2 separate regions of the Homo sapiens genome follow, and region 2 is linked to region 1. Evidence: read pairs that join two places in POLR2A ChIA-PET (ENCODE). Cell type or tissue: PC-3. All regions are shown on one strand. Region 1 overlaps CBFA2T2 (CBFA2/RUNX1 partner transcriptional co-repressor 2). Region 2 overlaps CBFA2T2 (CBFA2/RUNX1 partner transcriptional co-repressor 2).

Region 1 (8,000 bases):
GTGAATATTTGACAAGTCCAGGTATGTTTGTTAACATTTGTGTTAAAATTTTACAAGAAAATACATGTTACTAGAAAATATATCCACAAGTCCACCACCCTGTTCAGGCAGGACAGATGGTCAGATTCTCTGTGGTTCATTTTTCCTTATTACAAGATAATTTGGCCGGGTGCAGTGGCTCATGCTTGTAGTCCCAGGACTTTGGCGGGGGCGAGGCAGGCAGATCGCTTGAGCCCGGGAGTTTGAGGCCAGCCTGGGCAACATGGTGAAACCCTGTCTCTATAGAAAATACAAAAAATCAGCCAGGCGTGGTAGCCCATGCCTGTAGTTCCAGTTACTTAGGAGGCTGAGGTGGGAGGATTGCCTGAGTCTGGGAGGTGGAGGCTGCACTGAGCTGTGATCGTGCCACTGCATTCCAGCCTGGGCAACAGAGACCCTGCCCCCTCCCCACAAAACAAAACGAAACACCACTTAAAAGAAATAACGGGGAGTGTCTGGAAGCTGTTGTTGGCCCTTGACCGCAGGCCCACTGGTGGGCTCCAGCAGCCAGCCTGGTTGGGCCTGGTCCCCACAGGGCACTGACCAGTTGGTGCAGCTGGCTTTCCAGAGAGGCCAGTTCCAGGCACATGGGGTGCAGACACCCCCTGCTTCATGCCCTTGGATGCTCTTCAGGCCACGACTAGAACCAGTTGAGGCCCCTCTCTCCCTCTTCCTCAAGGATTTGGGAATTAGGGTGAGGGGACACCTCCTAGTGTAGGGACCACCTTTCCTCCCGGTCCCATTCCAGCTTGAGGCAGAAAAGGAATATAGCCTTTTTATTGACTACTTTAAGTAGAACAAACTAAATACATATTTAACAGTTTTGGTTCATTTATACAGTACATTAAATAAGTTATGCACAGAGTTAGGTAACAAAAATTCCTATCAGAGTAAAATGACAAAGCACAGAAAAACCAGATTCTAATGCATTCTGTGGGTGGTGTCACATTCATCATCCCCCTTTAAAAACCACGCGTGGAGGCTTCGTTTTCTATTTATTTACATTATTGGCTTTCTTTTGTGAGCGGAGCCTTTGTAGCCTCGTCAGGAAGTTGGAAAGCCACGTTAAGGGGACTGAAGGCCTCTTGGCGCAGCAGCCCTTTCAATCATTCGCCTAATGCTTATTGCTGCTTCTCTGCCGACTCCAAGGTAGGGATGGGGCTGTCCCCAACAGACACCAGCGCACATGCCCTATTTGGTATAAGCATCACTGAGTGTACACTGGGCAGCCGTAGGCTCGACCAGATGGGGTCTGTGAGGGAAGCTCCACCTCAGGGGCTGTGGAGGGGGAGGAGGGGACACAAGGCCCGCCCCTCAGGCCTCCTAACCTTCTCTTAGCTCACGATGGAAAAGGTCACCTGCACCATCATCTTTGGAAATGAGCACGTCGATGCCCGAGGAAAGAGGCAGGTAGTCAACGTTTTGGTTTCACAAGAACTACAGACACTCCAGAGTTGGAAGGGCCCTGCGGAGCCGCTGGCACAGCCCCCACCGCAATCTGGGCAGGGCTGCTCTCGACAGCTGGCCATCTGGCCCGTGCTGGAACAGTCCATGCTCCGCTGGCTATTCTTCCGTTTGGTTCAGACACGCTACCACCCAGTTTTCTGCAAACAGCTTAAAAAAAAAAATCTAAGGAAGTTGGTTTGGTCTACTGACCTGGGAGCCTGGAAACCTTGTTTCTAGTTCAGTTCTGAAGAAAGCCTCCAAGAAGTGTTCTATTTTCAGTGATTTATTCAATTCTACAGTTTCCAGGACAGATGGCCATCCGGTCATTCTGTTTTCATTTTGAAGAGCTCACTACCGTACAATTCCAGCTGTGCTGAACCTTCAAACGCACTTGTTGCGATATCCTCTAGAACTACCCAGAATGATGTCTATACCCTTTGCAAGCAGGTGACAAGCCGAGGCTTACTAACTCTGGGACAGGGCTGTACAAAGTAAAGCATGGGTTTTCTGTCTGGAAGCTGAAGATGTCAAGTTGACACTAAGCAGTGATGAACTCCTGGTGACCTTCTGGCCCAAATGGGCAAAGGAAATCCACGCTGCAGAGAGCGGGCAGCAGCCAAGGCCAGGTGTGGACTTGTGGTGGCAAGATGTGTCCTGTTTCCAGACAGACATTTCTAACCCAGCACTGCCCTAGAAATAATCTACGCAATCGGTGACCCCACGGTCACCCAACCGTGCCTGAGCGGATCTGCTAGAGCACCAGCCCTGGAGCTGCAGGGCCCCCCAGTGTGGAGTGCCCCCACCTCCCGAAGTGGACTGCCTAGGCCTAGGCTTAAACAACTTCTTGAGTCACCTTCCCCACTGGATGAGTCAGGCACGGTGCAGGCAAGTGGGGACAAAAAGGACAAGCAAAGACGTGAAACCCAGCCCTCAAGAAACTCTGGGGACATCTGGCATCTTTGGTCTTCTCTGGTCCCTGCAATCATTCCTCACTTGGCCGACCATAATGTCCCACAACTCATCAGTGTTCCTTGGCGGGTGGTGCTGAGCACTGGTCTCACCCTAGACATGTCTGGCTGATGGCCAGTCACATGTTGCATCTCTTTTTAGTTTCTAGGTTTCTGAAGAGCCTGCGCTTGACTGATACCTTCTGTACCACCATGCCAGCTCCTCTTTGCCTTTTATGTCACTGCAAATATGAACTGTAGAGGTCAGTCCTCTAAGCAGGCTGAATTTCCACTCCCCACCTGGTAGCTGAGGTGCTGTCAGCAGAGGCTGGGAACCACGCAAGGAACCTGGATTCGCTCCTGCGCCTCTAGCTGCCTACCCCGCCCCAATGGTGCTCCTCCTCCTGACCAGAGAGTTGGAGAATTTCAGAAAGGGATTCTTGAAATGTGAATAGAAGGTCCTGGGCAGAGGCCCTCGTGACTTCTGTGTGAAACTGACCAGAATTAACACAGCAGAAGGTTTGCAAACTGAGCTTCAGTGTGGAATACTGCCCAGGTTTGCAGATCAGCCTCTGGGCAGCACGAGCAGGGTGGAAGAGCATTACAAAGATTCAGAAAACGAAACTGTCACAGCAACCACAGCCCACAAGAGCAGGCCAGGCTCTGCACACCAAACCTAAGCCTTAGCCACAGAAATGGGCATCGAGCCCTAATAAATATTATTTTGTTGGTTTTGGCTCCTTATTCCAACCAGTAAAAGCATGAGCTACCCTGGCTAGTTTTATGGCCACTGGAGATTTTAAAAACCTGCTCAAGACCGGACACAGTGGCTCATGCCTGTAATCCTGGCACTTTGGGAGGCCAAGGTGGGGGGATCACCTGAGGTCCGGGGTTTGAGACCAGCCTGACCAACAAGGAGAAACCCCGTCTCTACTAAAAATACAAAATTAGTTGGGCGTGGTGGCGCATGCCTGTAATCCCAGCTACTCAGAAGGCTGAGGCAGGAGACTCGCTTGAACCTGGGAGGCAGAGGTTACCGTGAGCCGAGATTGCGCGATTGCACTCCAGCCTGGGAGACAAGAGAGAAACTCCCGTCTCAAAACAAACAAACAAACAAAATAACAATAAAAAACCTGCTTAAGGTGTTAATCCAACAAATCCATGAAAAACTAGTAAGCTGTTGTAATGGCTCTGTGACCTGTGAGACAGCCATGTCTCATGCAAATGTGGCCCTGTCCGGGGTACTGACTCCGTCCCCCTTAGAGTTCCCCACCAAGGACTGTGGCTTAAGGAGGCAGATGGGGTCGGGGGATACCCATGTATTAGGCTGACTGGAAAACTGTGGGGCTTATGTGTTCCACAGCAAAGGAACATGATTCTCTGCTGTTGTTTCACTGGTCACACCTTACTTTAGGCAATGGAAATCTAGGCATTTTAAAGGTGTCGTGCACTAGATTTCTTTGTAAGACTGAAAATGCTTGGTTAGAGTAAATTAGGGACTTGAAATTCTTTAATTTTGCCTTTTTTTTTTTTTTTTTGAGACAGAGTTTTGCTCTGTTGCCCAGGCTGGAGTGCAGTGGTGGAATCTCGGCTCACTGCAACCTCTGGCTCACAGGTTCAAGAGATTCTCTTGCCTCAGCCTCCTGAGTAGCTAGGATTACAGGTGTGTGCCACCACACCCGGCTGATTTTTCTATTTTTTTTTTATTAGAGACAGGGTTTCACCATGTTGGCCAGGTTGGTCTTGAATTCCTGACCTCAAGTGATCTGCCTGCCTCGGTCTCTCAAAGTGCTGGGATTACAGGAGTGAGCCACTGCGCCCAGCCAGGACTTGAAATTCTTACAGTAAGATGTACCTGTATCCAAGGAGAAGGCTACCTGTGTGGATCCCTTTTCCTTTATGGTACTGACAACTTTTATTTTAGACTCTGGTCAGTGCACAGAAGGTGGAGATTTAAACTTGTGCTTCAAAGGCCAGCTGGAGCAGGGCCAATTAAACTTACTCCAACTGATTTCTGGGTGTGAGAGGATGCCAGAGGCTCAAAGATGGAGAGCAGGAGGGGTCGGGGTCCTCAGACTCCCATCAAAACCAAAAAGACAGGCCGGGCATGGTGGCTCACGCTTGTAATCCCTGCACTTTGGGAGGCCAAGGCAGGTCACCTGAGGTCAGGAGTTCGAGATCAGCCTGGCCAACATGGTGAAACCCTGTCTCTACTAAAAATACAAAAATTAGCTGGGCGTGGTGGTGGGCGCCTGTAATCTCAGCTACTCGGGAGGCTGAGGCAGGAGAATTGCTTGAACCTGGAAGGCAGAGGTTGCAGTGAGCCAAGATCATGCCACTGCACTCCAGCCTGGGCAACAGAGTGAGACTTTGTGTTAAAAAACCACCACAACAACAAAAAACAAAACCCAAAAAGACAGGGAAGAATGTGGGAGGCAGTTCCTAACATTCTGAAAGGGATATGAGTGATGTCCCATTTGAAAATGGGAAGCTAGGAAGAAAAATTGATCAGCTTTTCCCAAAATGGTTCACATTTCATAAAACCTTTCTGATGAGCTCAAGGAGGGACGCTATCAGATAACACAAGAGAAGGAAACAGAAGTTGTGTGCCTGATGATAAATCAACATAGTAGATATAATGACCTGTAACTATGAGGTCTGAAGAATTCTTTGAGGTCCAGGAGGGCTTTTCAGATGAGACCAGGCCTTGACAGTGGGGGCAAGTCCTACCAACCTGCACAGCACATCCAGCAGGACAACTGTGGCTCAGCAGGTGCCAAATGGAGCCCATGGGCAGAAGATGCCCACAGCGTTCCAGATGTGTGTGGTCTGAGAGATAAAAGGACACAGAACAAGATGACTGTGCAAATAGCCAAGTGGTGGCAGAAGTTCTGCATTTCCAAGAGATGATCCACTCAATAATTTGACGATACTAGTTGGCCAACATGCTCAGAGAAAACAGACTATCCACAACTGAGCCTCATTCTCTCTCAGATCAATCCATGTGCTGGAAACTATTTTCTGCACAAGCAAAATCAAATGAGAAAAAAAACAGGTCCCAAACTAAAGTAGCCAGCAAGGTTGGAAAATCTTGTCCAAAATCATCTGTGATGTGGGGGAAGTTTTATTTGTTTTATGTTTTTGCTACTACGGGTGCTTTTATTGCAACAGTGACTTCTTTCCTGTGGACTCTGAGATCTTATCAAGTCTGAACAGCAGGGTTGAGAAGAGTCCTGAATGCCGCCTGTTGCTTACCCAAGTCCCCGTGAGGCCAATCAGTGTCATCTGCTGAGGATGGAGATGGGGCCGAAGGAGCTATTCAGGGGTGAGGCAGGCCGCTCCCTGACCGAGGGGCCTCCTCCACAGCCTGCTGCCTGCCGCCTGCCGCCTCCAGCCTGGCTGAGCACATTGGACAGTCTGCTGACTCAAGGAGATGGGGAGGGGAGCTGGTGGTCTACACTGAAAAGGGGCCGGCTAAGTCAGCTTCAGTGGAGAGAGGAACAAACCAGGAAAGCCATGGAGGAGGCAGCTCAGGCTGGCTGCCCATGTGCAGAGAATGGCACACTGGCTCCGCAGACAGCAAGTGCACAGAGAGGCTGTGGGGTGTTATTATTCAGGCTTGGACTCTTCCTGCCTCCAATTCATTTCTTGCTGATGACCCGGCAGCTACATGCACGGGTTCCAACAGTCAGTCCCTCAGCCCAAGCACTCTGTGGTGCTGAGCAGCCATCAGGGTAAGCAGAGTCCGGGGCTCAGAGTCCGTTGGTGTCGATAGCTGTCACAGAAGCAGGTGTTGAGGAACGCGATGTGGTTGCCGAGGTCTTGTCGAGGGCTGGGCTGGGCACGCTGCAGTCGGCGGACCTGGCAGAGGAGCCCCTGCCTACAGGAAGCAGCGGCCGGCCCTGGCCGTGGGGGCTCTGGCCATGCAGGTTCTGACCACAGAGGCGGTGGTGCCGCTCCCAGTCCTTGTGCTGGCAGAAAGAGCCACAGTATCGCGCGATATTGCAGCCACTGCATGTCTCGCTGGCTTTGCGGCCACAGTTCCAGCAGTTCTGCAAGACACAGGCATCAGTTAGTGGTTGCTGGGATTGAGGGGCAGGCTTGCCATTCATTCCCTGCACAGTAAAGCAAGGGGCTGTATGTAGAGAACCCCAGCTTTGGAACTACATACACCTGTGGTCAACTCCGCCCTCTACTGCTGTTTAACTATGAGAAATACACACTGCCTTTCTGAGTTTCCTTCATCTGTAAAACAAGAAAACTACTTCCCTGCAAGATGACAGGAACAGTGAAATGAGATGTGTGTGTGAAAATACCTTACACAGCACCAGCCTAGGGCAGGTGGCCATCTCTCCTGCCTAAGGCATGGACTCATCTTTTGGCTCATTTTAATAGTCAGAAACCAAACCAAACTCTGTGCCAGGGTCTCCCCCAAGAGCCATCTATCCTAAGACCACATGTGTTAAGACGAACATTTATCCTACTCCTTTCTGCATGTGCCACCATGCCTGGCTAATTTTTGTAATTATACATTATATACACACACACACACACACACACACACACACACACATTATATACTATATATATATATATATATATATATATATATATATATATATATATATATATATATATATATATAGTAGAGATGAGGTTTTGCCATGTTGGCCAGGCTACGCTTGAACTCCTGGGCTCAAGTGATCTGCCTGTCTCAGCCTCCCAAAGTGTCAGGATTATAAGCGCCCAGCTGATATTGCTTCCCTCATTAGAGAATAATCTTCATTGTTTTTACTGATAATCTGACTCAACGAAGGCTGCTGCTGCTGTTTTGTTTTTTCTTTTGGAGACAGGGTCTTGCTATGTTGCCCAAGCTGGACTTGACCTCCTAGGCTCCAGGGATCCTCCCACACTCCCACCTTAGCCTCCTGAGTAGCTGGGACTACAGGCATGTGCCACCATGCCTGGCTGATTCTTTAATTTCTTGTAGAGACAGAGTCTCCTTATATTGCCCAGGCTGGTCTTGACCTCCTGGCCTCAAAGGACCCTCCCACCTTGACCTCCTAAAGAGCTGGAATTACAGGCATGGGCCACTGTGCCTGTTCCCTAATAACTATCAGACCAATAGGATAGGAGCTGCTATACTCATTGAACAGAGATGGAGACTGACTCCTTTAAGGGTATACTGCCAGTATGAGAGGGAACTCGGCTAGAAGTCAGGGCTCCTAACCTCCAGTCCTGGCCTCCTTCCTCCCCCACACCAGACCACCTTTCACAAGATGAACAAGAAACTCCAGGAATACCTGCCAAATTTCAACAAGGATATTCTAGCTGAACATTCTTGATGGACGAGAATCAGCCGTTTTGGTCCAATGCAAACTCATCCAAAGGACAGGCCCTCTATCCCTTCCCTGCTTTTGAAAGTGATTTTGCAGGGATAGGTCCAGGTGTGCACCTCACCTGGAGGCTACTTTGTGGCTTATTTAAAATTACAATTCCTTAAAAGCACAATGCTCAAAATGGAGAGCTGGGATTTAAACCTACGCAGTCCAGATCCAGGATCTATGC
Region 2 (8,000 bases), 55 kb after region 1:
TACTCCCTCAATTTAAGACCATCTCTTAGCTGAAACAGAATATACAGTAAATATAAAAAGCTGTATGCAGCAAAAGATGAGATGAAAAGGTCAGTTTGGCAAAACAGCCAAATTCCAGACCAGCTAGAGATTTATATTCTTGAATAGTCAAAGGTAGGCTATTGTGGAAGAAAGAAAACTGGGCATGAAACTGTGACTGTGAATCCTGATTTTTCTGCCAATTTATCAGCTACTGTGGAACCCTGGACAAGTCATGCCAGAGCCTTGGTTTCTTCATTTGTAAAACAGAGGAAGGGAGGTGTTAAAAGGCAAATAAAGTAACAGATTAAAAAGTGCTGTAGGCCAGGCATGGTGGTTCACGTCTGTAATCCCAGCACTTTGGGAGGCTGAGGCAGGTGGATCGAGTCAGCTCAGAAGTACAAGACCAGCCTGGCCAACATGGCAAAACCTGATCTCTACAAAACATACAAAAATTTAGCTGGGAGTGGTGGCGTACACCTATAGTCCCAGCTCCTTGGGAGGATTGCCTGAGCCTGGGAGGCAGAGGTTGTAGTGAGCCGAGATTGTGCCACTGCACTTCAGCCTGGGTGACAGAGCAAGGCCCGCTCTCAAAAAAAATAAATTAAAAAAAAAATGAAAATTAAAAAACAAGTACCGTATAAGATTTTTAAGCTAGGCACAGTGGCTCATGCCTGTAATCCCAGCACTTTGGGAGGCCGAGGTGGGCGGATCACAAGGTCAAGAGATCGAGACCATCCTGGCCAACGTGGTGAAACCCCGTCTCTACTAAAAATAGAAAAATCAGCTGGGCATGGTGGTGTGCGCCTGTAGTCCCAGCTACTCAGGAGGCTGAGACTGGAGAATCACATGAACCCAGGAGGCAGAGGTTGCAGTGAGCCGGGATTGGGCCACTGCACTCCAGCCTGGGCAACAAAGTGAGACTCCGACTCAAAAAAAAAATTTTTTCAAGTGTAAGATATTATTAGACAGCTATCCACCAGAAATGCATTAAGAATCATTACAGCACTACGTGCTGAGGGTCTCTTCCAATGCTAATTATTTCAACATTTAAAGATATATTGTAATTGCCAAGTCTGTTGATAACCTTAATGCAAGTTAAAAACAGTAGCAACACAGCTGACCTGAAAATGTAAATAGGGAAAAAATGAAATATGGATTGTTGCTTCCCAGCTCCAGCAAATATTTATTTAGAATAATATAGTTATCTACTCCAACTGCACACCATCTGTTTCAGGTCTCCACCAGCTTAGTATTTCTCACATGAACAGAAAAGACTTAAATTAAATTTGATTAGCATCTTGCCTTTGTATGGAAGCCACCCCTACCACAATCAAAATCGACTGAATCCCAACCACTTAAAGGTGTGTCACATTACTGCCTGGGCCACACATACGCAGCCAAAGTCAGAGAACTCAGAGAATCTGAGACTGATGGAGAATCAGCTAACTTTAGTCTTCTTGGCCAAAAATAAACCTCACTTTTTTTTCGGGAGACAGGGAAAAACGCTATCAATTTCTCACACAGCTAGTTAATGGCTTTCCTACGATTCAAAAAGCCAGGTCTCTTGGGTTCCAGCATTTGATACATCTGTGCTAAATGTCTGCGGAACACAGAACCTTCTAGAGGAAATCTAGCAGTAGGCCGGGCTCGGTGGCTCACACCTGTAATCCCAGCACTTTGGGAGGCCGAGGCAGGAGGATCACGAGGTCAAGAGATCGAGACCATTCCGGCTAACACAGTGAAACCCTGTCTCTACTAAAAACATAAAAATTAGACAGGTGTGGTGGCAGACGCCTGTAGTCCCAGCTACTCGGGAGGCTGAGGCAAGAGAATTGCTCCAACCCAGGAGGCAGAGGTTGCAGTGAGCCGAGGTTGCGCCACTGCACTCCAGCCTGGGCAACAGAGTGAGACTCCGTCTCAAAAAAAAAGAAAAGAAAGAAATATAGCAGTAAATTCTGACAGTCCAGCTCTTAAATATGTCACAGTATGTCATGTCTCCCATCTCTATTGCTAGAATTTAGCCACTGTCATCTCTCACCTGGACTGCTTCATCTGCCTCCTAACTATTCTTTCTGCTTCTGCTTTTAACCCCTTCAGTCCATTCATCACGTAGTATCCAAAGTGCTGATTTAAAACCTAAAACAGATCTTCCCACAGACCTGAACTCTTCTAATGGCTTCCTATTGCTCTTACAATAAAACATAAACTTACCTTGGCTTGAATGCCATGATCTACTCAGCAGTTCTCAAAATATGGTCCTGGGACCGTTGGGGGCCCTGGAGACCCTTTGGGATATGTGTGGACAGAAGGGGAAAGGTCAAAACAATTTTCATAATCGTAGCAAGAAGAGGTCATTTATCCTTTTTACTCTTTCATGAGTGAATGGTAGCTTTTTACAGAGATTACATGATTAATGCAGAAGCAGATATAAAAATCTAGCTATCTTGTATTAAAAACCAGTCAGAAGGTTGGGCGTGTTGGCTCATGCCTGTAATACCAGCACTTTGGGAGGCGGAGGCAGGCAGATCACCTGATGTCAGGAGCTCGAGACCAGCCTGGCCAACATGGCAAAACCCCGTCTCTAGTGAAAATACAAAAATTAGCCAGGCGTGGTGGCAGGTGCCTGTAATCCCAGCTACTCGGGAGGCTGACACTGGAGAATCACTTGAACCCAGGAGGCGAAGGTTGCAGTGAGCTGAGACCATGTCACTGCACAGCCTGGGAAACACAGTGAGACTCTGTCTCAAAAAAAAAAAAAAAAAAAAAATCCAGTCAAGAGATTTGCAAATCAGTTTATTATGTAATAGGTTTTTTTTGTTTTTTGTTTTTGAGACGGAATCTCACTGTCGCCCAGGTTGGGGTGCAGTGGCACAATCTCGGCTCACTGCAACCTTTGCCTCCTGGGTTCAAGCAATTCTCCTGCCTCAGCCTCCTGAGTAGCTGGGATTACAGGCACATGCCACCAAGCTCAGCTAATTTTTGCATTTTTAGTAGTGATGGGGTTTCACCTTGTTGGCCAGGCTGGTCTCCAACTCCTGGCCTCAAGTGATCTGCCTGCCTTGGCCTCCCACAACTATTAGGATTACAGGCATGAGCCAGGGTGCCTGGTCATAATTTTTCAATGTGAAAGAAAAACAGCTCTGTGTGTATGGGGGAGGATGGATCTAGATAAATATAGCTTCTTTACAATGGAAAAGCCTAGGTAGAGAGTTAATATAAACAAAATAATGTCTCCATTAGTCTACAATTTTAAGATGTAGATATTCAGCTTCTTTATAGAGGTTAATGGAGTCATGATATATAAGACATTATTCTGTCTTCCTTATATGCACTACAACTCATTAATAGTTCATGTATTTTTGAGGGGTTTTTTTAAGTGGCAGTGACCCATTCATATAACTCCATCTTCATACTTACTTAGTCTCCCTAGTGTCAAGTAATGTTGCATGAATTTTGTATTTTTTTTCTCGAAGACACTAGGTCTGGCTTTGTTACCAAGGCTGACCTCAAACTCTTGGGCTCAAGTGATCCTCAGCCTCCCAAGTAACTGGGACTACAGGGATGTGCTACAATGCCTGGCGATGTTGCATGAATTTTTAGGACTAACTGAATAGTCTGTGGCCTAGAATTAGAGTAAATGTAACCTTTTTACAACTGTGCTTTTATAATATCATGCATTAACAGAACTACATAGCATAATTTTATATATATATTTACATAATTATATATAATTTTTACATAATTATATATATAATTTTTACATAATTATATATATATATATATAAAATTTTTTTTGAGACAGAGTTTTGTTCTTGTCACCCAGGCTGGAGTGCAGTGACATGATCTTGGCTCACTGCAACCTCCGCCTCCCAGGTTCCAGCAATTCTCCTGCCTCAGCCTCCACAGTAGCTGGGATTACAGACGCGTGCCACGATGCCTGGCTAATTTTTGTATTTTCAGTAGAGATGGGGTTTCCCCATGTTGGTCAGGCTGGTCTCAAACTCCTGATATCACGTGATCCGCCCACCTCAGCCTCCCAAAGTGCTGAGATAACAGGCATGAGCCACTGGGCCCGGCCTATGTCGTTTTTTTCATGTTCATCAACTAACACTTGTTATCAATCCACTACTCTTGTTTGCTGTGCCCTAGGCATGGTGACAGACAATGAAAACAGAAGCAACATGTTGGACCAAGTGTGTTGGGGAAGATTTAAATATATCTAGAGATTCTGGAGCGTTTTTGGAAATGGAGACAGCATGAACACAGAATGACCATGACTTACAGGAGGCCCCCCCCTCCCACCCCGCCACAATTGGGATGTAGAATTGTTCATGAGAATGGACTTGGGAAAGTATCAGATTTTAGCAACCTGAAGACTACGAAGACCAGTCTGAGGAGCAAAAGAGAGCAGAGAATGTCTCTGTCTCAAAGAAAACTATTAAACTTTAATGTGCTATTAACTTTTGCATTTTAATTATATTCTATTAAGTAAAAATAAGTTTGTCCAATGAAATGGTATATGTGCCCAGTCCCGTCTTTCAAGTAGTAAGGTAACCACAAAGCCAATTGTGAGTTCAAACCATTCTTTTTAATTACATTGCCATCCTCAGTTAACTTGGATGTGACAAATATTTTTCTTTTCTTTTTGTACATATTTATTCATCATTTTTTTCTTTTTTTTTTTTTTTTTTGAGATTTACTCTGTTGCTCAGGCTGGAGTGCAGTAGTGGGATCTCGGCTCACTTCAACCTCGGCCTCCCGGGTTCAAGCAATTCTTGTGTCTCAGCCTCCCCAGTAGCTGGGACTACAGCAGGGACTACTACTTTTTTCTATTTTAAGTAGAAATGGGTTTTCACCATGTTGGCCAGGCTGGTCTCGAACTTCCGGCCTCAAGTGATCCACCTGTCTTGGGCTCCCAAAGCACTGGAATTATAGGTGTGAGCCACCATGCCCAGCTATTCATCAGTACTTTTTTTTTTGAGAGGGAGTTTCACTCTTGTTGCCCAGGCTGGAGTGCAATGGTGTGATCTCGGCTCACTGCAACTTCTGCCTCCCGGGTTCAAGTGATTCTCCTGCCTCAGCCTCCCAAGTAGCTGGAATTAACAGATGCCTGCCACCACACCCGGCAAATTTTTATTTTCTTTTTAGTAGAGATGGGGTTTCACCATGTTGGCCAGGCTGGTCTCAAACTTCTGGTCTCAAGTGATCTGCCTGCCTCGGCCTCCCAAAGTGCTCGGATTACAAGCGAGAGCCACTGCACCTGCCCTCATCAATCTTTAAAAGAGCCTGGGTTCCACCTGGCTCCATGTACCTTAATATTTGAAAAACCGAGTTTTTAATATTCCCCCAGCGCAAAGAAAGGCCCAGTCAGCCCATCAGCTTTTGTTTTGAGATGGAGAACCACAAAAATCAAAACTGCATGCTCAGGAGTAGCACGAAGCAAAGATTTAGCTTTCTTTATGGGAAGCCACAGGACAATATCCATGACTGGCTGACACCTAGGTTCTGTGAAGGAACTTCTAGCACCCAGGGCTTTACCTTGCTGCAGAGATGGAATATGCCACTGCCAGATAAATGAGAAGATCTTGGCACTCACCATCAGTTGGTAAGAGTTCTTCTGGGGTCCTACCACTCTCAAATATTTGAAGAAAACAATCTTATTGTGCCCAATCAAAGAAGAAGTATATTCCTGGGGCATGCGCATAGCCTTTGTGGGGGCCAAGAAAAAAAAACAAAGCTAGATGTGTTTAACGCAATCTGGTTTCTAAGAGTTGCCGCTAATTAAGCCCTCTGTTTGGGCCAACAGGTACTTAAAAAAAATTACCTTAGGGTTTGATGGTTTCTTTTAACTATTTTCTGGAAGCTGTTTGTGCACAGGAAAAAAGGATTGCAGATTTTTTTTTTTTTTTTGTAAAAAAAGATGAGACAGCATCGTCCAAGCTGGAAGAGCAGTCACATAACCTAGGCTCACTGCAGCCTGAACCTCCTGGGTTCAAGAGATCCTCCCACCTCAGCCTCCCAAGTAGCTGGAACTATAGGTGCATGCCAACATGTCCAGCTAATTTTTCTATTTTTTTTTTTAGAGACAGGGTCTCACTAGCTGGTCTCAAACTCCTGGCCTCAAGTGATCCTGCCACCTTGGCCTCACAAAGCACTGAGATTACAGGCGTGAGCCACCATGCCAGACCCCAAGGTTCAAACAGTACTAAGGAAAGGAATGTAAACAAGCTCATTAATAATTTTATAATGATTATATATTGAAATTTCTTAGTATATTAAACATATTATCAAAAGGAATGTCACCTGTTTCTTTTTTAAAAAATAAGGTTACAAGAATATTTAAAATTACATATGTGGCCTCTATTTGTTGCTTACATTATATTTCAATTGAACAGCTCTGGTGTGGGTATGAGGCAGTGGCTGGATTCAGACAGATCAGGATTGAAATTGAGGCTCTGTTAGCTCTCTGATAGTGGGGATATTTCCTCCTCAAAGTCTGTTTCCTTGTTTACAGCAATCATTCAATATTGCCCAGCTGCCAGAGTTGCTGTTTACAATCAAATGAAATAAAAAGAGAACAACCTATAGTACAGACCCATGACAAAGAAACGAATTCATCTTTACTCGTTTCCAGAGAAATCTGGACAACTATGACCTCACACTGTTCAGGCTGAGAAATTAAGAATTGAGTTTGGGTTTATTCTTATTTTTTTGAAAGTAAACAAAATAAAGGTAACTCTCTTAACTGATCATTTTGTGGGCCTAAATCATTGAGGACTATTAAGATGCATATACAAATGGAGTGCTTTATTACAATGCATTGGGGGTAAGGGACTACCAAACATCTCCACAACAGATAAAGACAAAGGGAGATGTCCCCTCTGCAACTGGCTGCTCTCTGTGCCTGGCTGGACTTCTAGTGTTTGATTTTCAACCCTGAAGCTCCATGCCAGAGGCATTCATTTGTGCATCTCCCACAGCTCCAACTGTCCTCTGCTGTTCTTCACCACTTTTATGTTGCAGCTCTAGTTTAAGCCACATTTTGCATGTATAACCTTGAAGTTTCTACTTACCACAAACTTGCTTTTTACTTGTTTTTATTAGAAATAGGTCTTCAGCTTAATCAAATGCATTTTTTTAGGGGAAGGGATGTATTTATGGAAATGGGTTTTTTTTCCTCCTTTCAGCTTCTTGTTTTTATTTTTATTTTTATTTTTGAGGGGAAGTCTCACTCTGTCCTCCAGGCTGGAGTGCAGTGGCGCGATCATGGCTCACTGCAACCTCTGCCTCCTGGATTCAAGTGATTCTCCTGCCTCAGAGAGTAACTGGCATTACAGGCACTTGCCACCATGCCTGGCTAATTTTTGCATTTTTACTAGAGACGGGGTTTCATCATGTTGGTCAAGCTGGTCTCGAACTCTTGACCTCAAGTGATACACCTGGCTCAGCTTCCCAAAGTGCTGGGATTACAGGCGTGAGCCACCATGCCCAGCCCTTTTCAGCTTCTTAATGTTGAACTATCCTTGCCATTGTGTGATCAACCTTACTTGGTTAGGGTGTACTGCTCTTAATTATAGTGTTGTTCTTTAAAGTAATCTAAGGAATAAAGGAAAATATAATGTAGCATAAATCTTTCAAACAGGCCAAAAATAAAGGTAAAAGAAAGAAATACATATCACGAGCTGAATGGCCATGGTACTTTTGTGGTTAACATATATATTATATTAATATATGCTACATTAACATATATATTTGTTCATTATTCATTTGTTGATCTATATATATTTATATATATATATTTCTTCATTTGCACCTGTTTCTATTCTATTTATAAAAAATAGTTTAAAATGTTCACTTTTTCTTCTGCAAGTTCATCATTTTAATTAACACTTCAACAAAGTTAAAACAAAGACTAACAATACTTTAAAATAGCTACATACCATACACAAAAAATAATAATAAAGGGGTCAAGAGGAAAC

The links. Peaks named below come from ENCODE experiments on the same cell type or tissue, not always from the same donor. Only the 100,000 strongest peaks of a DNase experiment are listed, where the experiment ranks them.
Region 2: POLR2A ChIA-PET joins it to region 1 with 11 read pairs; 5 of 35 experiments call an interaction of 5 or more read pairs at or near these places.

The regions. Positions count from the first base shown.
Region 1 is chr20:33,642,831-33,650,830 of GRCh38, reverse strand. It overlaps CBFA2T2 (CBFA2/RUNX1 partner transcriptional co-repressor 2), which reads right to left. Exons shown (of 11, transcript NM_001032999.3): 11 at 801-6,484. The coding sequence ends at 6,185. Among named protein-coding and RNA genes, the nearest start is that of C20orf144, 15 kb to the left of the region's middle. In PC-3, no CTCF peak of the experiment used is centred here; a DNase peak (open chromatin) is centred at 3,110; H3K4me3 peaks cover 793 bases; H3K27ac peaks cover 719 bases.
Region 2 is chr20:33,588,180-33,596,179 of GRCh38, reverse strand. All of the region lies in intron 1 of CBFA2T2 (CBFA2/RUNX1 partner transcriptional co-repressor 2), which reads right to left. Among named protein-coding and RNA genes, the nearest start is that of C20orf144, 70 kb to the left of the region's middle. In PC-3, no CTCF peak of the experiment used is centred here; no DNase peak of the experiment used is centred here.